Linked DNA regions of Homo sapiens: all the other regions are linked to region 1. A link is a loop called in an ENCODE intact Hi-C map of the cell type or tissue named here. Cell type or tissue: dorsolateral prefrontal cortex. All regions are shown on one strand.

The links. Peaks named below come from ENCODE experiments on the same cell type or tissue, not always from the same donor. Only the 100,000 strongest peaks of a DNase experiment are listed, where the experiment ranks them.
Region 2: it touches region 1 in a loop (6-fold over the local background); 10 of 110 quality-filtered maps call a loop at or near these places.
Region 3: it touches region 1 in a loop (10-fold over the local background); 99 of 110 quality-filtered maps call a loop at or near these places.

The regions. Positions count from the first base shown.
Region 1 is chr12:62,790,089-62,798,088 of GRCh38, forward strand. All of the region lies in intron 3 of PPM1H (protein phosphatase, Mg2+/Mn2+ dependent 1H), which reads right to left. Among named protein-coding and RNA genes, the nearest start is that of PPM1H, 140 kb to the right of the region's middle. In dorsolateral prefrontal cortex, CTCF peaks have their summits at 4,072 (motif pointing left) and 4,280; a DNase peak (open chromatin) is centred at 4,053; H3K4me3 peaks cover 1,176 bases; H3K27ac peaks cover 3,061 bases.
Region 2 is chr12:62,518,357-62,526,356 of GRCh38, forward strand. MON2 (MON2 regulator of endosome-to-Golgi trafficking) reads left to right here. Exons shown (of 35, transcript NM_015026.3): 9 at 6,159-6,283; 10 at 6,728-6,864; 11 at 7,593-7,746. Among named protein-coding and RNA genes, the nearest start is that of MON2-AS1, 37 kb to the left of the region's middle. In dorsolateral prefrontal cortex, CTCF peaks have their summits at 4,796 and 6,577; DNase peaks (open chromatin) are centred at 875 and 1,555; H3K4me3 peaks cover 1,017 bases; H3K27ac peaks cover 4,968 bases.
Region 3 is chr12:62,434,843-62,442,842 of GRCh38, forward strand. No RefSeq gene overlaps it. Among named protein-coding and RNA genes, the nearest start is that of MON2, 28 kb to the right of the region's middle. RefSeq lists an enhancer at 267-1,076. In dorsolateral prefrontal cortex, CTCF peaks have their summits at 963, 1,163, 3,491 (motif pointing right) and 3,706; DNase peaks (open chromatin) are centred at 1,019, 1,496 and 3,489; H3K4me3 peaks cover 1,513 bases.

The DNA of each region.
Region 1 (8,000 bases):
GAGAATCCCACAGAGTTAGAGCTCAGCTGCTTCAACCAGACTCCTCATGGAAAAGGGGGAGAGAAGTCAAGACCCCAGCATTTACCAGCAACTGCTTTGCTCTAGGGGCCAGAGATGGTAACATAAAAAGGGTAAATCACCAATGGGAAACTGGAAACAGAAGAGCTTGAGCTTAGGGATATCATATTGGTTAAAGAGCAAATGGAAGCCAGGCACGGTGGCTAACGCCTGTAATTCCAATACTTTGGGAGGCAGAGACAGGAGGTCACTTGAGGCTAGGAGTTCAAGACCAGCCTGGGCAACATAGTGATACCCCCATCTCTATAAAAAATAATTAGCTGGGTGTGGTGGCACATGCCTGTAGTCTTAGCTACTTGGGAGGCTGAGGACAGAGGATCTCTTGAGCCCAGGAGTTCGAGGCTGCAGTAAGCCATGATCATGCCACTGTGCTTTAGCCGGGGTGACAGAGCGAGACCCTGTCTCAAAAACAAAAACAAAATAACAACAAAAACCAGTAAATAGAGAAAAAACACAAAGCCAGGACTTGGGAGAGACCAACACACTGGGAGAGAGCTGGGTAAGAGATTGCGGGAGGGGAACTGGAGAGCCACGGGGAGGAGGTAGGAATATGTGTTGGGGGATGTAGTGGTTTATAAACAAGTGAGGAAACACTTCAATATGGGAGTGAACAGCAGCAGCAAAAGCTGCAGAAGCATCAAGCATGGGGCAAACTTCAAAGGACTATGTGGGATTTTTAACATTTACTTCAACTGTGTATAAATTAGCTTTCTTAAAGGACTGTCGTAAGGCTAAATTAGCTGGCATGTGTGAGGGGCTTAGTAGGATATCTGGACCCTTCCCGCAGCCCAGAAGCTTCAACATTGAGAGCGGTGGCCTTTCTTGCTCATCTTAGACCCTCAACACCTAGGTTAGGCCAGGTAAATGGTAGTTTAATAAATATCTGTTCAATGGACAAATGAAGAAATAAATTTTAAATTTTTTTTATCTGCCTCTCCCCTTACCTCTGCCTTAATATGAAAAATGGATTCCACAATTCACAAATGAAAAGCTTACAATGCCAACGCTCGCTGAGATAATAATTAAGCAGAAACCCATGCTTCAATTAAAATGCTTGACTGCCAAGAATGGTTATCAGAACCTACACAAGACTGGTAGAAGGCTGGAGGATGAGGAGGAGGGGCACGGGTGTCAGGTGGGAAGAATTATCTCAAGCAAATAGAAGAGAGGAGAAGGAAAACATCAAGATGCCTGTTTAACCTCCAAGAAAACCCATAAAAACAGAACCCCAAACCCTACTAAGGGGTTTGTGGATGGAATTGCTACTTTTTTTGCATTTAAAGAACGCATATAAAGTTGATACTATGATAGATACATATTTTACTGAATTATATAAGTTGATAAAGAGTCTGCATCCAATACATCAAAAGGAACTGCTCAGCTACAGAGACTATTTTTTCACTGTCAGAATCAATATTTGCTTGAATACCTAAAAGGCTGAAAGACAATATTTATTAAAAATTATTTGAAAACGCCGGGCGTGGTGGCTCATGCCTGTAATCCCAGCCCTTTGGGAGGCTCAGGCAGGTGGATCACCTGAGGTCAGGATTTTGAGACCAGCCTGATCAACATGATGAAACCCTGTCTCTACTAAAAATACAAAAAAAGTTAGCTGGGTATGGTGGTGTGCACCTATAGTCCAAGCTACTTGGGAGGCTGAGATAGGAGAATTGCTTGAACCCGGGAGCCGGAGGTTGCAGTGAGCCAAGATCGCACCACACCACTGCACTCTAGCCTGGGCAACAGAGCGAGACTTCATCTCAAAAAATTATCTGAACACCTACTGCTTGTATACTGTCTATAGACTAGAATGTGAATGATGTTTGTTTGATAGACTTGATCAAACCACTAGTATGATCCAAAAGGTAGAAACGTTATGGTGCAAAAAGTCCACGTAACAGGGCCGTCCACGGCAACAAATTCCTTTGGGACTCAGTTAAGCAAGTTCGGGCTACACCACAGGTAGGTACATTATTTATCATGGTTTCTATCACAAGAAATTCTGCTTAGAAAATTATGTAATGCTTAGGGGAAAAAATCAAGGTAAAGAGCTCAGCACTAAAACTTTTCTGCTTTAACTTTGGGGGAAACATTCCAGTTAGCTTACCCATTTAACCCCTTGGTATTATATTAATAGTGTGACTCAATATTTTTTTTCTAACTGATTTCATTATTTCTTTCACCTTTTTCTACGTTCAGCTACATTCCCTCTGTAGCTCCCCCTGAATAAGGAATGCTAAATTTGGCAGCACTTTCTCATAAAGAGTGAACTTAAGTACTTTTTAATCCAAGAAACTTTGCTAACATGTGCATGCGTTTGCCACTTCCCTCCCCCACATTTGTGTGGGAACATAAGTGTGCATACATGCACATGTGCACACACACACTTTAATTACAAGTGTCCTCTCTGGGATCATGGTGGGAAGGATTTGAAAGACGTGTTTCCATAGACTTCATCCCCCTGAAGGATTCACTGTCGTTAAAACACACTCTTCTATTTCTTCTAAAACCGTGTGCAACTAGAACATATTCTAAAAATAATTGCTTCCCTCCCCCTCCTCCCTAGAAGCCAAAATAGCACATTTATTTTTTCCCTACATACACCACCTACTCCTCTTTAAAAGATGTTTCACAAAATCTTAGTACTGAAAGGAACATTAAAGGACCATCTGGGTGGTTCTTTTACTATCAGAGCAAACATGATATATTAAGTCAATAAAGATACATTTACCATTGCATTATCTACCTTTTTTCTTCAAATCCTCACCTTTCAGATTAGATTAAGTTTTTAATATTCTACATAATAAATAAAAACATGGAAGTATTTTCTTAAAAACCTCAAGTTTTTGGTATTTTTACAAAAATCAATGAAACCACGGGAAAAACTGCTTACTGCTTTGTGCTAAGCAAGGACTGATTTAGAATATCTCCCTATTTTTGCTGTCAATGAACCCCGAGCCCTGTGTCTAGAATAAACTGATTAGCAAAACACATGCATATACTATCATTCAAGTATGGTCTAAAAGGATCGATTAAATGACTCTTAAGATTCAATTAACAAGATAATTGATTTATCTGCTTAATCAATAGTCCTGAAGACCTTGCAGGGCAACTTTCTAGGTAGCAGGACTGAGTTATCTTCTGTTGTGTCTGCTTAAACACAACATTTAAGCGAGGTTAATCTTTAAATCAAACAATGGATCCAGTTTTTAAGATGTGGGATTTTATTTTGCTCCTTGTTGCAAGGAGAAACGGGAGCCGAGAAAGCAAACAGAGGGCCGGGCGCGGTGGCTCACGCCTGTAATCTCAGCACTTTGGGAGGCCGAGGCAGGCAGATCACCTGAGGTCGGGCAGTGGAGACCAGCTTGACCAACACGTAGAAACCCCGTCTCTACTAAAAATACAAAATTAGCCGGGTGTGATGGCGCATGCTTGTAACCCCAGCTACTCGGGAGGTTGAGGCAGGAGAATTGCTTGAACCCGGGAGGTGGAGGTTGCGGTGAGCCCAGATCGCGCCAAGCCAAGATCGCGTCATTGCACTCCAGCCTGGGCAACAAGAGAGAAACTCCGTTTCAAAAAAAAAAAAAAAAAAAAAAGGCAAACAGAGATGTGTGTGCAATGAGACTAATTCAGCAGGAAAGAAGTGCAAGAGAAAAATATTGCCCGGGATGGTAATAATTTGGTTTGAAAGTCTCATAGATGATGCAACTCCAAGGTCATTCTTTGTTTCCTACCAATTTCAGGTTGCAAAAGGAAAGCAATATCTGGTAGCAGAAAGGAGCAAGTGTTGGGTAGTTTCAATAGGACCTGGCAGCTCCCCCTAGCTGAGTTAAAACACGGCTCTGAGCACATTGCTAATAGTGTCAGTCACAAATAATCAGATTCTGCATGGTTTTAGTATCCAAATCTGATCCCAGTTTATTCTGAGAACAAGGCCATCTGCCAGCCAGGCAATGGGGAAGAAAAGCCAGCACTCTACTGCCTACTATTGCCACCTGCCGGCTGCTGGTGGAATCACATGCTCATTCCTTCCTAGAGAAACTTCCCGTTCTAACAAAAACAAAGAGAACAAAACCAACTTAAATTTAAGACAGCTATGTGGGTTCCCAATTTACCATTAACATGCTAATTTTGGAAAACACTAATTTATTTATTATAATTAATCTATAAACACTAATTTATAGATTTCTAAACTATAAACTTTGCCCCCTTTTTGTCACAATGTCACCATGTATTTATAAGGTTTTTATCAACAAAGTCTAGCTGCTTGGTATTTCCAATCATTTACCCAGTGATGGAATTACATATAGTAGTTCCATAAGTTAAAATATTGCCATTTTCTTCCCTTCCTAAGAACCGACTCTGGTGGGGAATCTAGACCCACTCTTAAAAGGAAATAGAACTCTGAGATCCTCCCGGCTATGTCCAGAGCTCAAATCCCATAGTTAACAGGTTAAAACGGTAATCACTGCTAACTTGGTTCTGATCCCTAGGAGGGCAAAGGCTTCCTGTAACTAACCCTGCAGTGGAATCGACTTCCTCCATGAGTCTGAAATGTTGATTATTCAACCATGTTTTTGGGAGGGTGGAGAAGTAGGGAGGAGGTTTGAAATCAGGACTTAGAAGACACTTGTCTTATTTATACCTATTGTCCTGGGCCAAGCGACAATATAAATATAATAGGTGACAAAACAGAGCTAAGCCAGGCCTTGCTGGGAAGCAGAATTGAAGTCAGTCGGAAAATTCCTGAGATTTTGGTCCTTTAGGAAGCCATGGCTCACTTTTCATAGTGGACACAGGAGGGATTCGCTACATAGCCTTCACACTATGAAGGAAGATCTGAGATACAATCAGGGGGTTGTAGGGGCACACCTACCTCTGACAGTGTACACAGTAAGTATTAAAAACCAGTGGTCATAGGTCACCTTCACCACAAGCCCCAAGCTGTGCCAGGCAACCCGAGGACCAAAGATGAAAAGCACTGCTCTCAAAGAAGCTTATAGTATTTGATGAAACTGTTACCATCTCCCCTCATTGGAAGCATTTTTTTCTCTTCTGTTCGTCTGTATTTTGTGACTAGTACCTACTTTTTCCCCAGAAATAGGTACTATTTATTTTGACTTGAGTGTTTCTGAACATTTTTAACAGTGTATCCCTTTTGGAAAGGTGTCAACATTTCACTACCTCCTTTTGTTATTTAGAATATCAAAATAAATAAGATATTGCATATTTCTATATTCATATAATGTGGGACTACAAATGCCCCCAGATAAAATATATATATATATATATTTTTGAGACAGAGAGTCTTGCTCTGTCACTCAGGTTGGAGTGCAGTGGTGCGATCTCTGCTCACTGTAAGCTCCGCCTCCCGGGTTCACACCATTCTCCTGCCTCAGGCTCCCGAGTAGCTGGGACTACCGCCCACCACCACGCCCAGCTAATTTTTTTGTATTTTTAGTAGAGACGGGGTTTCACCGTGGTCTCAATCTCCTGACCTCGTGATCCACCTGCCTGGGCCTCCCAAAGTGCTGGGATTACAGGCGTGAGCCACCACGCCCAGCCTTGTTTTGTTTTTGAGACAGAGTCTCGCTCCGTTGCCCAGGCTAGGGTGCAGTGGTGTGATCTCGGCTCACTGCGACCTCTGCCTCCGGAATTCAAATGATTCTCATGCCTCAGCCTCCCAAGTAGCTGGGATTGCAGGCATGTACCACCACGCCTGGCTAAATTTTTAATAATTTTAGTAGAGACAGGGTTTCGCCATGTTGGTTAGGCTGGTCTCGAACTCCTGGCCTCAAGTGATCTGCCCACCTGGGCCTCCCAAAGTGCTGGGATTATAGGTGTGGACCAAAGTGCCTGACCATAAGATCTTATGTTTTACTTCCTCAGTGGTGTCTAAAAGAATACTGATTTTAAGATGTAAGCTCAATAAATACTAGTGACTGAGAAGAGCAGTTCTTAGTGAAAACAACACAAACTGTTTTTCCTCTGTTCTCATCCCACAACAACCAATACAGAAGACTTCTGTGACCAAATGTGTGAGAGTTTTCCCCCACATAACCAGCAAGCAATCAGTTCTGCAGAAGACACCAGCTGGGCGTCCTCCAGTTCAATTCCACACAATTATGTACTTGGAGATAGCATCAGATTTCACAGGTTGAGGGCTCAGTCCCCCAACTGACTCCCACTTCTGATGCCAGTCGCAAGCCCCAGGTTGGTTTACCTGTGCTTCTGACTGACCAGCTATAAATCTGGGTTCCCAAGACCCCCCTCTCCTAAGGTTCGATTAATTTGCTAGAGTGGCTCACAGAAATCAGGAAAAATTTACTTACATTTGCTAGTTCATTATAAAGGATATTACAAAGGATATGGATGAAGAGATGCATACGGTGTGGAGCTTCCATGCCCTCACTTGGCACGTGACCCTCCAGGGACCTCCACATGTTCAGCTACCCAGAAGCTCACTGAGCCCTATTCTCTTGGGCCTTTATGGAGACCTCATTACATAGGCACGAGTGTTTAAATCATCAGCTGTTGGTGATCAACTCACCCTTCAGCCCTTCTCCCCTCTCATGAGGTTGAGGATGCGTGCACCCGTGTGCGCGCACACACACACACAAATTATTGGGGCAAATCTAAATTAGGCTATTCTTTCATTTTATTCACATTAATACACCTGACATCTACATTATCAACGGCAGTTTACTGTGTGATTCTACTTAGTTGCACAGCCCTCTAATCCTGCCTTGGTCTTTTTGATGAACAGACCCCATCCAGAAGCTACCCAGGGGCTGCCAGCCACCAGTCATCTCATTAGGATACAAAAAGATACTTATCACTTTGAAGATTTCAAGGATTTTAGGAGTTGTATGTCAGGACATGGAGTTGAAGACAGAATATCATAATATCACAGCATTCCATTGAGGGACAAGACAAACAGATGGAGACAGACAAGCAGGTAGACAGAAACAAAGAGAGTCCAAAGAATTCTGATTCCACATTGTTGAGCTCTTATAAATAAAGCAAAAACTCCCAGTGAAGGAGAAGCTCTGCTTTTAAGGATATTGTGACACTCAGAATCTCCAGAGGGACAGCTGCATAAATGTCATCAGTGAGGCAAATTAGAGGCTTAGGTGCAAGGCTTGGGGAACTTTACTTTTAGGGATTAAAAGTGGAAGAGAAGGCAAGAGAGCCACAAAGCTGAAATGCCTATATGACAACTCTTACTTAATATTGAATTTCCTATTATAGAAAATCAATGGCACAAAACCCGCAATACCTAAAGGACATCTAGAAACAGGAAAATTAGAGAGTGGGTGGCTACTGCGGTGAAAAAAAAAGTTTAGGAATGATCTGGAAAATTCAAAGCTGTCCTGCTATAGACAGCTGTGTGAACTGTCCTCGGGTTGCCTGGCACACCGTGGCGCTTGTGGGCATTTCAAAAAACCAAAGGTTTACACGGTAAGACAATGACTCTCAAAAACCTAATATTGAGAGGGGGAGGAAAGAAAAAGGAGTTGGCAATGGCCTTCCAGCTATTATTTTGAAGCTGGTATAATTTCTGTGCTGTGGATTCTGAAGCTCACCTTAAGCAATTTGATAAGGTTAAGACAGGCATTGTTTCTATGAAACAGGAGTGTAGTTTCTCTGAAATCTCTGATGACGCAAAGAAAAACAAGAGCATCTGTGATTAAACAGAAGACTTATCATTCCAAAGAAGGTCACATCTGAGAGTGAAATGGGAGAGTATTAACAATTAAGACAGCAGGCACCCACTGACCCAGTCCCCAGCAAAGCACAAGGTATGGCCACCCTTCCAGGTGCCATGAGAACCAAAGAATGGTGAGCTTCTCACTTAATAAGGCCAACCAGAAAGGTGCTGTAAACCAAAAGGTATCTGAGACAGGTCTCAATCCATTCAG
Region 2 (8,000 bases), 270 kb before region 1:
TTCATATTTGAGTTTTATAGCTGAGAAAATGAGGACCAGGATGCTTATATAGTTTGCCTGAGATGATGCAGTTTATAAGCTGCAACACTGGGGTGTTAACTAATTTTTTAGGCTCCATAACACACTTTTAACCCCACTACACTTTACTACTTCGCTGTTTTCTTAGTTCTCGCTCTCTTTTTTTTTCTTTCTCCAAGGCTGACAGTGCCAAGTTTCTTGTATTGCTTCTATAACATTCTCCATATTTTGACCTTTGTCCCTTTAATTGGTGGGGGTGTAGGGGGACAACGTGGGACAAATGACAGCACAGCCAGCAACAGAAAAAAATGGAAAGTTACTGCCTAAAGGAAGAGGAAGGCCTGTTTTCCTGCTTTACTTGTGAACTGTGGGTGATGATCAACTGGTAAAACATTGGTTCCTAATAAGGAACTCTAGGACTGAGTTGGCAAAGTTGAGATTTTCAGATATATATAAGAAAGTAATTCCTCAGTATTGTAATTGGCTACATTGGGACATCTTAGCTTAGAAAAAATTAGGCATTCTACAGTTTCTTCAAGGGCAAAAGTTAGATGCCTGGTAGTTGGGGGGCAAGCTATATATGGTTGATGTGTGATGCCTCTCTCTTATTTCTCTGTATTTTCTTTATTTAAACCTGGAAATGGTACATCTCCTAGAAGACATACTAGAGGAATAATTCTTATACTTTTTAGTCTCAAGACTGCTTTATACTCTTTTATTACTTTTTTTGCAACAGGAAGTGGTCATTTAATAAATAACCATGTGGAAGAGGGGGTGCTACCATTCAAAACACCCCGACGGGTCACAGAATGTTCCAGAGCAGAAAGGCACTGGGGACGCCCTGGCTGTCTGCCACCTCTAGCAGCACACCACCGTTCCAATCATTCAGCCCTTTGTGTCCCTACTAGTCCCTGAAATCGCCTCAGCTGAGTGATACTGGGGGTGGGTGGTGAGAGGGGAATGCTGGGAGGGAGTGACACTTGGGGATCCAAGACAGAGGTATCAGGACCCAAAATAAATAAATCATGTTGAATGCCCTATGAAAACAGTGACCCCTTTATATTCTTAAAAAATATTTAGGAGCTTTTGTGCATGTGAGTTATTTCTATCATTATTTACTTTATTAAGAATTAAAGCTGAAATGATACTAAACCTATTACATGTTAACATAAATTTTTATGAAAAATAATTATGTTTTAAAGAAAAAATTATTTTACGTTTTCCAAATGTAAATGTCTTGAATGTCTGGCTTAATAGGAGACAGCTGGATTCTCATATCTTTTGTCTTCATTCTGTTGTGATTTTTTTTGGGTTGACACATAACGATGAAAATCTGGCTTCATAAAGACATGTAGTTGAAAGGCAGAATTATATTAATGGCCTTTTTAGATAATAATGGTGGATATTCTTCTTTGATACTATACCAAACGGTACACTTTCTTTTTTTGTTTGTCTTCTTGAGACGGAGTCTCGCTCTGTCACCCTGGCTGGAGTGCCGTGGCGTGATCTCGGCTCACTGTAAACTCCGCCTCCTGGATTCATGCCATTCTCCTGCCTCAGCCTCTTGAGTAGCTGGGACTACTGGCGCCTGCCACCACGCCCGGCTAATTTTTTGTATTTTCAGTAGAGACGGGGTTTCACCCCGTTAGCCAGGATGGTCTCGATCTCCTGACCTCGTGATCTGCCCGCCTCTGCCTCCCAAAGTGTTGGAATTACTGCGTGAGCCACCACACCCTGCCGACACTTTCTTACAGGTCTAGGATCTGAAACGTTTTTATACTGTGTTACAGTAAAATTCATTTCATTGGTCTTACATTTCAAATGGATCTTTTAGTCATGCATGATTTTGTAACATCATGTATTTTAGTTGTGTAGATATTCCAAATGTTATCACTTCCTGCAAATATTACATTTGTTAATATCACCACCATATATCAGAAGAGTCTTAGGTTATAGGGTAGATACAAGTTTTTTTAAATTCTGATTTTTGTTTGAAAGCTCAAATTTTATTATTGGCAACAAACACTGTCAGTTGTTTACCCTAAAGTGACAGGCGTACTTTATTTTTGAGAAACTGTTTGTACAGTATATACAAATGTAAATAATCATGATTTACTGTTTGCTTTTTCAGTGAAAATGTTATTCCACAGGGTAAAAAGACTAGCTCAGTTCACAGCTATGCTTTTCTTCCAACAATGATGGTACTTTGATACACAGTAAAAACGCTTCATGTGTACTTCCTGTTTTGTCACAAGGAACATTAAAAAGGCATGTACTTGGCCAGGCGCAGTGGCTCACGCCTGTAATCCCAGCACTTTAGGAGACCGATCACCTGAGGTCAGGAGTTTGAGACCAACCTGGCCAACCTGGTGAAACCCCATCTCTACTAAAAAATACAAAAAATTAGCCGGGTGTGGTGGCAGGCACCAAAATATCCAAAGTATATAAGATATTATATGTATAATAATATATATATATAATTATATATTATATAATATGTAAAGATATTATTTTTTTTGAGACTCCATCTCAAAAAAAAAAAGACATGTACTTATGGGTCAGATTTAACAAAATCAATCTATTTTATTTTTATTTTAGTTTTGTTTATTATGGCTCTTTTTTAAAAAAAAAATTAATCTTTTTTTTTAAAGATGGAATTTCACTCTCATTGCCCAGGTTGGAGTGCAGTGGCGCGATCTCGGCTCACTGCAACCTCTGCCTCCCAGGTTCAAGCGATTCTCCTGCCTCAGCCTCCCAAGTAGCTGGGATTACAGGTGCCTGCCACTATGCCTGGCTAATTTTAAAAATATTTTTAGTAGACACGGGGTTTCACTGTGTTGGCAAGGCTAGTTTTGAATTCCTGACCTCAAGTGATCCACCCACCTCAGCCTCCCAAAGTGGAAGGATTACAGGCATAAGCCACCTTGCCCGGCCCGTTTATTATGGTTCTTAAGTAAAACCATTTTTGTTTTTTAAAATCATACGTGGCAGTGAAGAATCCAATGACACTAGTACAGTTTGGGGTTACTGCCTTGATTTCTGCTAAGGCACCAGCCATTTGGCCCACGTGCATTGAAAATGGCAAATAATATATTATTATGAAAATAAGTCTGAAATTGCAGACCACCTGAAATGGTCTCAGGGACTCCTAAGGGGCCCAGGGACCACACTTTGGGAATGACTACCCTAGAGAATTATGTGCTTCCCAGTATTCACCAGGTTATCTCACTCTATCAGGTAGTTCAAGGGTGAAGATAATTAATCTTTAAAGGTTCTGTTAATACATCTAGAGTGACTAGAGGAAATTAGAATTTCTCACTCATTAGGTATATTAGAATTTATCACTCATTAGAATTTAGAAATTAGAATTTCTCACTCATTAGGTATATTAATAGCTACTATACTATATTATTTTCCCTTTCTGTCATCCAAGGTAGGTGCTTTTCTGCTCTCTGAATCACTTAGGATGTGTACCCACATATTCCTTAAACAAGTACCCTTAAGGAATTTATGAAACTTAATTATAAGGGGCTAGTGGCTGGGTGTGGTGGCTCACGCCTATAATCCCAGCACTTTGGAAGGCCAAGGCGGGTGGATCACTTGAGGTCAGGAGTCCGAGACCATCCTGACCAACATGGCGAAACCCCATCTCTACTAAAAATACAAAAATTAACTGGGCATGGTGGCTTGTAATCCCACCTTCTCAGGAGGCTAAGGCACAAGAATCACTTGAACCCAGGAGGTGGAGGTTGCAGTGAGCCAAGACTGAGCCACTGTACTTCAGCCTGGGCAACAGAGTGAAACTGTCTCAAAAGAGAAAAAAAAAAGAGGCTAGCATATCTCTTTTCTGCCCTTGACTTACTGTTTTTAGAAAGGAATCAATGAGGCTAAATTGCCTTGTCCAAACTAATTTTCTACTTCTTCACAGACATTTCTCTAACAAAAGATCTCATCACTACCAAATCTATTAGCTCCAAGGTTGTTAACTCGGACAAGCTCCTGACAAATAGACTCCTACATGAATGTGCTACCAGATTTTCTTCATTGTCTGCCAAGTCAACTCTTACATACAGGATTCTTTAATAGATATCTATGTGATATTGAGATTAGAATGTCTACCTCAGTAACTTTGATTCATCTTAAGCCATCAGATGTCTCTTGACGTTTAGATAATAATCTACTACCAAAGTACTACAGGAGTTCAAAAACATTCATCACCCTTCATGTTGGTATAGTGGAGTTTATGACATATCTGGGTCACAAAAATTGGATTTATACCATAAGTGCTAATCTTAATACCTGTTTCCTTATAAGTGCAGCCACTTGGGGGAAAGTCTTAACAGATTCATAGTAGGTTTTCTCCATTGAGGCCCTTGTTCAGTGTTCAGTGCTCTCAACACTAGTTCTCTGCTCAAACTTTCACACTTGACAAGAAGAAACAAAAGGAGAACAAGGTTCTAGACTTCAGGAGAGAGCCTCTCTTTTTTACCCAAATCATAAGATTTTAGTGGTTCCAGTATAAATTGATAAATAATTGGTTTGTGTTATAGTCATTGTGTCATAGAGAAAAAATGATATGCTTTCAAGGCAAGTTTTATAATGTTATTCCTTCGGCTGTAATATACTTGATGTTTCTGAGATCCTTTGTATTCTTGCCTCAAAGCTTAGCTGATGAACCTTAAATTCATTCACACACACTTATATGCCACTTATGCCACTTGTAAAGCTGATATTGCACTTGTTGAAGGGCTTACTAATATTCAAACCCTCCAGTAGATAGAGCTGTTGTCCAATGAGTCACTAGCATGGGTCTTTCTTTCTCAGTTCTTCCTCTAAAGAGGTGTCATTTTGTTTAGAAAAAATAATGCCCTATTCATTTGCATGGCACTTTGTCATGTTTAGGGGATGTTTTTATTCTTACATTTTTCTCATTTGATTTCCCAGAAAGATGTAGATATTTTCATCCTTTATTTATAAGAAAGGCAACCATGCTTGTCCTTACGCACAAGGTTGCTGGATAAAGAAGTTGAGCCACCTGACTCCTGATCTAGTTCCTTTAAACTAAGCTTTATCATGTTTAGGACAATGACAAGCCTCTGCATATACTTACCCAGTCATTAGCAGTCTAAATGATAATGTTGTTTTTAGTTATTCCTCCTACTGTGTCATTATGATTATGTCCTTTTTTTAAGCATCCAGTTAAAGATACTGAAAGGCATTAGAAAATACTAGCAGCTAAGACTTTGCACTAAAAGCCTGAGGGCTACTATATTTCCCCAAATTTCTTGTCTCACATTATGGTTCACTCATTTTGAGATACCCCAGCTAAAACATCCAATAACTTGCTGTACCTAGTAGCAAGAATCAGTTTGGCCTAATAATCACCATGTCAGCTTAATTTTTACCTCCCAGAGGTCCTGCTGTATTGTCAATTAATAAGTAACAAAAACAATCCATTTACCTTTGGATGAACGGGTTAGCTTTTGTTTGTTCATTCAGTTATCAGACATGTAATGATTAATGCCTTGGGTGTGCCTTGAACATTATTTATTTATAAAGAGCTTGCTGAGAAATGGTCTATATTAGCAACAACAGTAATGATAATTAATACTTAATTAGCAGTACAGGCCCTGTTCTAATAGTTATATACTTTACATCTGTCAACTGCTATAGGTTCCTCCTTATTTTTCTACTATAAAATTTATACTAAGCACCCTTTGGCTTGCCTCTTTGTTTCTTTAGTAGCAAAAGAAAGTATGGAAAAAACTGCTCTGAAGAGTAGAACGTGCATCCTGTCAGCAGTTTATGTGGTACATGCTGTCTGGCAGTTTTTAGAAATGGAGATGGCATGATGGTATTATCTGCTTTCTAAAGAGCAAGGATAAAGGATTAACCGTATTAGCAGATTACTAATGTTTTCAGGTATATATTTAGAGAAACACTGTGATTATTTTTACTGTTAATGTTTCCATGTATAACTACATTTCCTTTCTCTGTTTCTCCACTCCCCATTAAGAGTTTGATTTCTAATCTAAAAGATTTTATTGGTTTGTCCATAGCACTAAGTTAAGAATAAGAACACAGTCTATAATTCTTCTCTTTGATTCAAAGAAATAGTATTAAAAATCATATATTTTTAGGTAACTGAATGTGAGATATTTCTGTCACTTCTGGTGAAATTTCTGGATGCAGATAAACCACAGTGGCTACGAGCTGTTGCGGTGGAATCAATACACAGATTCTGTGTGCAGCCTCAACTATTAAGGTAAAACCTCAGCAATAGTTTGTTAAATAGATAGGTTAATGTTTATTAACCTGTAAACTAACCTATAATAGGTTAATAAACTAGTCAGAAGACTTTTGGTATTTATTCCCAATATTAGTGATTTCTAAACAAAGAAAATAGGGTATTGTATCTATAAGGACGGGTAGGGCGTGTAGATGTGGAAAAGAACTGTGAGGTAAACACATGTGGTGAGTGATAGACATCAGTCTGAATTTACTGATTTAATATAGCCAAAATAATTTTTTTAGAACTGTGACCTCTATCTGAACCTTTGTCCTAAATTGGTAAAATTACTGAGTTGTAATGAAGAATGTTTTAGTATAGTTTGGTAACTCTTATAGTAATATCACTTGCTATAAAAAGGTTTACAGTTTTTAATATATTCAAATGTTTTTCCCAAAAACCTTTTAAATTATTTTACAGGTCATTTTGTCAGTCCTATGATATGAAACAGCATTCTACCAAGGTTTTTCGTGATATTGTAAATGCACTGGGATCTTTTATACAGTCCTTGTTTCTTGTCCCCCCTACTGGAAATCCTGCAACAAGCAACCAAGCTGGTAAAAACATATTCATAATTTTGTTTCTTATATTCTGCCGTAAGTTACAGTATTGACTGTTCTGAGAGGATATTATGAAATTCTGTGACTAGAGAAATTTGGGTTACCTAAACATGTTGGTAGTAAAGAATTGCACTGAAAGAATAATCTGATCTCAATGAAGCAGTTGTGTTTCTTTTTTCCAGAATAGATTTTCTTCTCTGACATACTTTCAGTTTCTCTGATCACATAAGAACAAAAGTTTAGATGCTAATCTTCATTTTAAAAGAACCTTTATTTGATGACTCCCTTTGAAGAGTCTAGATGGTTACCACCTTAGGAAGACTTAGTCCCTCTCTTAAAGGGGTTAACATGGTCATTGGAGTTTGGGAATCTGTATGGTTTGTTGTTTCCCTTTACCTTCTTTCTCTTCCACTTTGTACTGAGTGATGGTTTTGTATACTTTATTCCCACTTCTGATAAAAAGTGGTCTAATGAAAGGCTAAACATTTATCAGCATTTTTACTTCCCCTAGCAGCTTTTATTTTAAAAAGGGAAATGGTATTTTAGGGAAATAGGAACATTCTCTGATAGACAAAGTAGTACTGATAAATTTCATTTATTTCTGCAATACCCATTCTGATAGCACAGAAATTTTTTTTAAAGATTGGCCAGGTGTTTGACTATTACTGATTTGTAGTCAAGTAGTAAATTAGTGTCTTTTCTTTTTTTCCCTTCTTCTCTAACAGGAAACAATAATTTAGGTGGCTCAGTCTCAGCACCAGCTAACTCAGGAATGGTGGGGATTGGTGGAGGTGTTACTTTGCTACCAGCATTTGAATATAGGGGAACCTGGATACCTATTCTGACAATCACAGTTCAAGGCAGTGCTAAAGCCACCTAGTAAGTAGTAGCAGCATTATTTTATAAGGAATGATGTTGTTGGGGGTGATATTTAACCTAAAATTCTTCTCTATTGTATTTTAAATTTTAGACCCACTACTTCTAAGGTATTTTAGAGCTCATTTTCTTTCGTCATATTTTGAAAATTGTATCTAGGACTGGATTTTATTTGTTTTCTTTTGTGCTGTTTGTAGACTAACAGCATTATAAAACAAAATGTGATTTCTTTACATATGGACCTATTAGCTCTCCTA
Region 3 (8,000 bases), 360 kb before region 1:
TGTCCACAGCGCCTGCCCAGAATCCCAGAACAAGGAGGTGAGCTGCAGAGTGACAATACAGGAAGGGCAGCTTCGCAGCTGTGTCTGAGTGGGGAAGCAGGTTCGCCGTGTCCTGGAGAACTTGCTCAGCTCCACAGCCTCCTCCATCCTCCCCTGATGTCTCAGGACTGGACTGAGACCAGACGCCCCTCTGGGCAAGTTTACCCAAGAAAATGGGCTTACACATGGTGAAGCTTGGAACCTAGCAGTTCCTACTCTGCTGTTTTCCAGGAATTAGCATTCCCTTATTAAAACTGTCCTCTGGATCGTCCAGTTCAAGATGTCTGACTACAGACGTCAGACACCCCCCGCCTCCTAGAAAGAAGAAGCAAACCTGTGAATAGATCATCACACCTGGAATAGAACATCTAGGAGACAGTCCAACAGAGGAATACCTAAGGTTCAGGAAAAGAAAGTGAGCAGTCAGCTCTGCTGAAATGGGCTAGGAGCCCCGAGGGCCTCGGTATTGCGGCGAGAGGGTAAGTGAGAGGGCTCGACGTCTGCATCCCTAAGCGAACTGCTGCGATCCTAAGCGCGGGGAGCTCCCCCACCCAGAGGTACCCAGGCGGTGCTTGGGCGGTAGTTTGGAGACCCTGAGAGGGCAATGCACCAGACAGGAAACTCGCCCTGGGTCTCTCACCACACCCCACCTGAGCTGCGGCAGGTGCCATTGCAGGAGTGCAGCCACCACGGGACTGCACCCTGCCCTGGGAACCACAGCCCCCGTATCTCCACATCCCAGGATCTCCTGCTGACATTCCCCAGTGTCCACTGGACAGCTGCAATGGTACAGCGCTGGCTGGACCCAAAAGGTGCTGCAGGGGCTCCAGTACTCTAGCCCACAGGGAGTACGACTCCCTAAGGAAAGGACGAAAGGCTGCAGCTGCTGCAAAAGAAACCAGAGCAAGTTTTCCAGAGCCCGAAGCTTCCTTTCCTGGGGCTGTGAGAAGTCACTCTGCCCCCAGCGGCAGCACAAACTCTGCTCCGCTTTGTAAGAGAAGAGAGAAGTCCCCATCCAGAGGCCGAGCAGCATCTGCACCTTGTGCTAACGCTGTAGAGAGTGAGACCTCTTCCCCTCTGCACACCGCTGCAGGCACAGCCACTGCCGCTACCCCCAGAGGTAGGGCAGGCAGGTTGGAGGGCTGCCTGTCTGGGGCTGTGAGGGGTGACTACCCCATTGGAGTTGTGGCCTCCGTGCCCGGGCTTGCACATGAAGGGAGGGGTGGGGTCCCTCCCACACTCTGCACGGTGCTGTGGCACTGCTGTATCAGAGAGCAGGAGGGCCTGAGAGCTGCAGGTTTGGAGCTGTGGATGGCGACTCGGCACCGCAGCCACAGCCAACACCAGTGCACACCGATCAGGACCCAGAGGGTCTTCCTGCTACCGCCATTGCCCACACCACGCCCACTGTCTAGAAACCCAAGAGCGGGCTCGCCCGCCTAGCCTACCGTTGCCACTACCAGACTCTAAGCAAGCTACTGGAGGTCCAAGGGTCCACTGGCCTGGGTCTGGTCCAGCTAACATCAGCCAGCATTCGCCCAGGGCCCAGCTCAGGCATACTCAGCCCACTGCTGCCACCACTGGGGCCCAAAGACCGGCCCACTTGGCTTCCCTATCCTCAGCAAAACTTTGCATAGCCTCCACTAATAACCCAACCCTAAACCACTGAGGAAATCAAAAATACTACTGAAACTGTTAACAGCTGAAGAAATCATAGAGTCTACACTATCACAGGTATCCAGAAGCAAAGCCAAAGTGCCCCACCCAACCAACACCATTGATACTCCTCAGGAAAATGTCTTCCCTATAAAAGCAAATTCAAAAAACTGGAAGAAGTGATTATTACACTAGTTGAGAAGGTATCAACGTAAGAATAAGGGAAGCTTGAAAAAGCAAGGAAATGACACCTCCAAAGGAACACAATAAATAATTCCTCAGCAACAGACCCCAATCAAAAAGAAATTCATGAAATCCTGGAAAAAGAATTCAATACTATTATTATTATTTATTATTTGAGACTGAGTCTTGCTCTGTCACCCAGGCTGGGGTGCAGTGGCATGATCTCAGCTCACTGCAACCTCCACCTCCTGGATTCAAGGGATTCTCCTACCTCAGCCTCCTGAGTAGCTGGGATTACAAGCGTGCACCACCACACCCAGCTAATTTTTGTATCTTTGTAGAAATGAGGTTTCACCATGTTGGCCGGGCTGGTCTCGAACTCCTGACCTCAAGTGATCCGCCTGCCTCCGCCTCCCAAAGTGCTGAGATTACAGGTGTGAGCCACTGTACCCGGCCAAGAATTCAAAATTATGATACTAAAAAAGCTCAGTAAGTTACAAGAGAATTTCAAAAAAACAATACAAAGAAATCAGAAAAACAATTCAGGATATAAATGAGAAATTAACCAAAGAGATAGATATACAAAAAGAACCAAACAGAAATTCTGATACTGAAGAAGTCCTCAAATAAAATACAAAATATAGTTGAAAGCTTCAACAATAGACTAGACCAAGCAGCAGAGAGAATGTCAGACTTGAAGACAGGTCTTTTGAAATAACCCACTCTAACAATGTTCCAGAAGGCAAGTGACTTATGTGGAAAGATTGGTACAATTCTTCCGCAACTATTTTTCTCCCCTCTCTGTGCTCTCCCCTATCTCTGCTCTCCCCTCTTTGCATTTTTTGGAGAGGCAGCATGTGTCTGGTTAAAAGTGTGAATTGTGGAGCCAAACTCCCTAGGATTAAATCTCAGCCCCATCACTTATACTAGCAATTAAACATTGGGGAATTTCACTTAATCTTCCTGCTTTAGTCTCCGAATTTGTAAAATAAATATAATAATGTTCACTTTATAGGTTTATTATGAGGACTAAGAATATTTGTAAAGTGCTTAGGACAATGCCTGTTTATGCCTACTTAACTGAGTTCCTATTTCCTATGCCTGGCACATACTAAGGATGATATTAGTATTTCTTAAATAAATATCTCTCCCAAATAGAGGGGAGAAACAGTCCATGAAAGAATAGGTTCTCTTTCTTATCCTCGTCTCTCAATCTTTCTCTCCAGCTTTCTCTCCAACTTTGCCTCTGCTTCTTATTTGCTCAACATTTACTGAGCACCTTCTGTGTACTGGATACTATTTTAAACTGTTGATTACATTTGAATTATAAACACACTGCCCTTATCTTCTTACCATATAATGAAACAAATCAGCACTTGGGCAGGCTATGACAAGGCAACAAGATGGAGGAAGAGGAGGGAAAAGCAGAATGCAAGCTGTTCCCTCTCTCTCTCTTTTGAAGAAAATAAACTAAGAACTTTACCCGTCAAAGTAAGGGAAGAGCTGGCTATCTTTTATTAGAAAAGTTGAGAGGTTTCAAAGTGTTGTTCCTACAGTTAACTTAAAATCGTCTGGTTTTAGTTAATTCTAGCCAGCAGGGGGCAGGAGTGTCCAGCTGTGTGAACCCAGTTATTCTGATCTTTCCAAGACTTCACTAAAGAAAAAGTGCTTCCAACTTGATGTACGGGAGCTTCAAATTCTTAAGCTATACAATTGGTGCACAGAAAAATGATTATTGGTATTAACGTGTTAAAATTGGTAAATAGGAATACATTTCTACTGATTTTGATGGTCGATTTGACTGTCGTTTTCCCACAAACATTTGGTCTCTCTTCAAATCTCCAGGTAACAAAAATTTCTGCCTTTACATTCCTCAGATAATCTCAACTGAGGACAGGGATGTAGGGAAAACACAGATTCTCAAGACATCAGGCCTCCCCAACTGGGCAACCTTGGCTTGTTATTTAACCTCCCTGAGTTTTTGCTTAAAAAGTCTGTAAAGACTAGGCTGAAGTCCCACTTTGGACCATCCAGGGAACCGCATCCTTTAGGGAATGGGGCTATTATGAGGATGTGTCCAGGTTGACACTGAAGGGCTAAGTCACAGGTATCACCTTGCTCTCTGATCTTTTGGGTTTCTGCACTCACAGCTGCTACAATAGGGGCCCATGCAGTCCTAGAAGTCAAACCCAGCTCAGAATTTTGTTTAAAAGTTTTGCTTCTGGTATGTTTCCAGGAAATTTACATTGTATTTCTTTGTTTAATAATGGTTTTATAAAAGATACAATTTTCACTTTCTACACAACATATACCTTATCATCTAACATTTGCAGTGCTTTTTACAGTTCTTATTTGTGCTTTTTAAACTTTTCTTAAGGCAAACAGGCCTGTTTGCTTTAAGAGTACAGAGAAGAGCATTCTTCAATTTTCTGTTTTTATTTTTTAGTTTCTTCTTAAACCTGAGTATTTTTTTTAATGTTGAAAACAGTACAGGTTCAATATAAAGCATTTGAATGATCACGGTTAAAAGCAAAAATTGTCTAATATCCCACCAACCAGTGATAACCAGCATTAATATTTTGCTGTTTATCTTTCTGATCTGCTGTCTCTGTCTCTTTTTTAAATTTAACTTTTATTTTAAGTTCAGAGGTACATGTGTAGGTTTGTTATATAGGTAAACTTGTGTCATGGGAGTTTGTTGTACAGATTATTTCATCACCCAGGTATTAAGCCTTGTACTCATTATTTTTCCTGATCCTCTCCCTCCTCCCACACTTTGCCCTCAAATAAGTCCCAGTGTGTGTTCTTTCTCTCTATGTATCCATGTGTCTCATAATGAGAACATGTAGTATTTGGTTTCTGTTCTTGTGTTAGTTTGCTAAGGATAATGGCCTCCGGCTCCATCCATGATCCTGCACAGGACATAATCTCATGGGGTTTTTTTATGGCTGCATAATATTCCATGGTGTGTCTGTACCACATTTTCTTTATCCAGTCTACCACTGATGGGCATTTAGGTTGATGCCATGTCTTTGCTATTGTGAATAGTGCTGCAGTGAACATACATGTGCATGTATTTTTATAATAGAATGATTTATATACCTTGGGGTATATACCCAGTAATGGGATTGCTGAGTCAAATGGTAGTCCTGTTTTTAGGTCTTTGAGGAATCACTACAATGTCTTCCACAATGGCTGAACTAATTTACACTCCCCTTTCTCCCACAGTCTCAACAGCATCTGTTATTTTTTTACTTTTTTTTTTTTTTTTTTGAGATGGAGTCTTGCTCTGTCGCCCAGGCTGGAGTGCAGTGGTGCGATCTCGGCTCACTGCAACCTCCGCCTCCTGGGTTCAAGCGATTCTCCTGCCTCAGCCTCCTGAGTAGCTGGGATTACAGGTGCATGCCACCACATCTGGCTAATTTTTGTATTTTTAGTAGAGACGGGGGTTTCACCATGTTGGTCGGGCTGGTCTCGAACTCCTGACCTTGTGATCTGCCTGCCTTGGCCTCCCAAAGTGTTAGGAGTTGGGATTACAGGCGTGAGCCACTGTGCCAGGCCCTTTTTTTTTTTTTTTTTTTTTTTGAGACAGGGTCTCTCTCTGTTGCCCAAGCTGGAGTGCAGTGGCACGAACTCGGTTCACTGCAGCCTCAACCTCCTGGGTTCAAGCAATTCTCCCACATCAGCCTCCCGAGTAGCTGGGATTACAGGGTGTGCCACCACACCCGGCTAATTATTTTTTTGACTTTTTAATAGTAGCCATTCTGACTGGTGCGAGATGGTGTCTCATTGTAGTTTTGATTTGCATTTATCTAATTATCAGTGATGGTGACCTTTCTTTCATATGATTGTTGACTGCATGTATGTCTTCTTGCGAAAAGTGTCTGTTCATGTCCTTTGCCCACTTTTTAATGGGGTTGTTTGGTTTTTTCTTGTAAATTTGTTTAAGTTCCTTATAGATGCTGGCTATTAGGCCTTTGTCACGCACATAATTTGCAAAAAAATTTTTTTCAATTCCGCAGGTTGCCTGTTCACTATGTTGATAGTTTATTTTGCTGTGCAGAAGCTCTTTCATTTAATTAGATCTCATTTGACAATTTTTGCTGTTGTTATAATTGCTTTTGGCATCTTCATCATGAAATCTTTGCCTGTTCCTATGACCAGAATAGTATTGCCTAGGTTGTCTTCCATGGTTTTTATAGTTTGGGGTTTTACATTTCAGTTTTGATTCATCTTGAGTTAATTTTTGTATATGGTATAAAAAAAGGGTCTAGTTTCATTCTTCTGCATGTGGTTAGCCAGCTATTCCAGCACAACTTATTGAAGAGGGTGTCCTTTCTCCATTGCTTATTTTTGTCAACTTTGTTGAAAATCAGATGACTGTAGGTTTGCAGCTTTATTTCTAGTTCTCTATTCTGTTCCACTGGTCTATGTGTCTGTTTTTGTATCAATACCATGCTGTTTTGATTACTGTAGCCTTATAGTATAGTTTGACATTGGGTAATGTGATGCCTCTGGCTTTGTTGTTTTTGCTTAGGATTGCTTTGGCTATCCAGGCTCTTTTTAATTTCCACATGAAATTTAGGATAGTATTTTTAGTTGTGTGAAAAAAATGACATTGATAGTTTGATAGGAATAACTTGAATCCGTAGATTGCTTTGGGCAGTATGGCCGTTTTAATGATGTTCATTCTTCCAATTAATGAGCATGGAATGTTTTTCCATTTGTTTGTGTCATCTATTATTTCTTTTAGCAGTGTTTTGTAAGTCTCCTTATAGAGATCTTTCACCACCTTCGTTAGATGTGTTCCTAGGTATTTTATTGTTTGTTTTTGTGGTTATTGTAAATGGGATTGCATTCTTGGTTTGGCTCTCAGCTGGAATGTTATTGGGGTATAGAAATTCTACCTACTTTTGTACATTGATTTGGTATCCTTAAACTTTATTGAAGTTGCTTATCAGTTTCAAGAGCCTTTTAGCAGGGTCTCCAGGGTTTTCTGGGTATAGAATCATATTATTCATGAAGAGATATAGTTTGACTTGTTCTTTTCTTGTTTGGATGCCTTTTATTTCTTTTTCTTGCCTGATTGTTCTGGCTAGCACTTCCAGTACTATGTTGCATGGGAGTAGTAAGAGCGACCATTCTTGTCTTGTTCCAGTTCTCAAAAGGGAATGCTTTCAGTTTTTGCCTATTCAGTATGATGTTGGCTGTAGGTTTGTCATAGATAGCTCTTTATTATTTCAAAGTATGTTCCTTTGATGCCTAGTTTCTTGAGAGTTTTTATCAGATAGAAGTTATAGCTTTTATAGAAAGCATTTTCCGCATCTATTAAGATGATCATAAGGTTTTTGTTTTTAATTCTGTTATGTGATGAATCATATGTATTAATTTGTGTATGTTGAACCAACCATGCATTCCATGAATGAAACCTACTTGATCTAACTTTTTGATGTACTGATGAATTCAATTTGCTAGTATTTTGTTGAGGATTTTTCTGTCTGTGTTCATCAGCAATATTGGTCTGTAGTTTTCTTCATTTGTTTTATCCTTGTCTAGCTTTAGTATCAGTGTGATGCTGGCTTCATAGAATGAGTTAGGGAGGAGAACCTCCTCCTCAATTTTTTGGATTGGTTTCAGTAGAATTAGTACCAGCTCTCTTTTGTATATCTGGTAAAATTCAGCTGTAAATCTATCTGGTCCAGGGCTTTTGTTAATTGGTTGATTTTTAAATTACTACTTCAATTTCAGAACTCAGTATTGCCCTGTTTAGGTTTTCAATTTCTCCTTGGTTCAATCTTGAGAGATTGTGTGTTTCCAAGGATTTATTCATTTCTTCTGTATTTTCTAGTTTGTATGCATAGAGGTGTTCATAATAGTCTCAGAGGATCATTTGTGTTTCTGTGGAATTGGTTGTAATGTCATCTTTGTTGTTTCTGATTGTGTTTATTTGGATCTTCTCTTTTTTTTTCTTTTGATAATCTAGATAGTGGTCTATCAGTCCTGTTTATCCTTTCAAAGAACCAGCTTTTGGTTTTGTTGATGTTTTGTATGAATTTTGGGGTCTCAATTTCATTCAGTTCAGCTTCGATTGTAGTTATTTCTTTTCTTCTGCTAGCTTATGG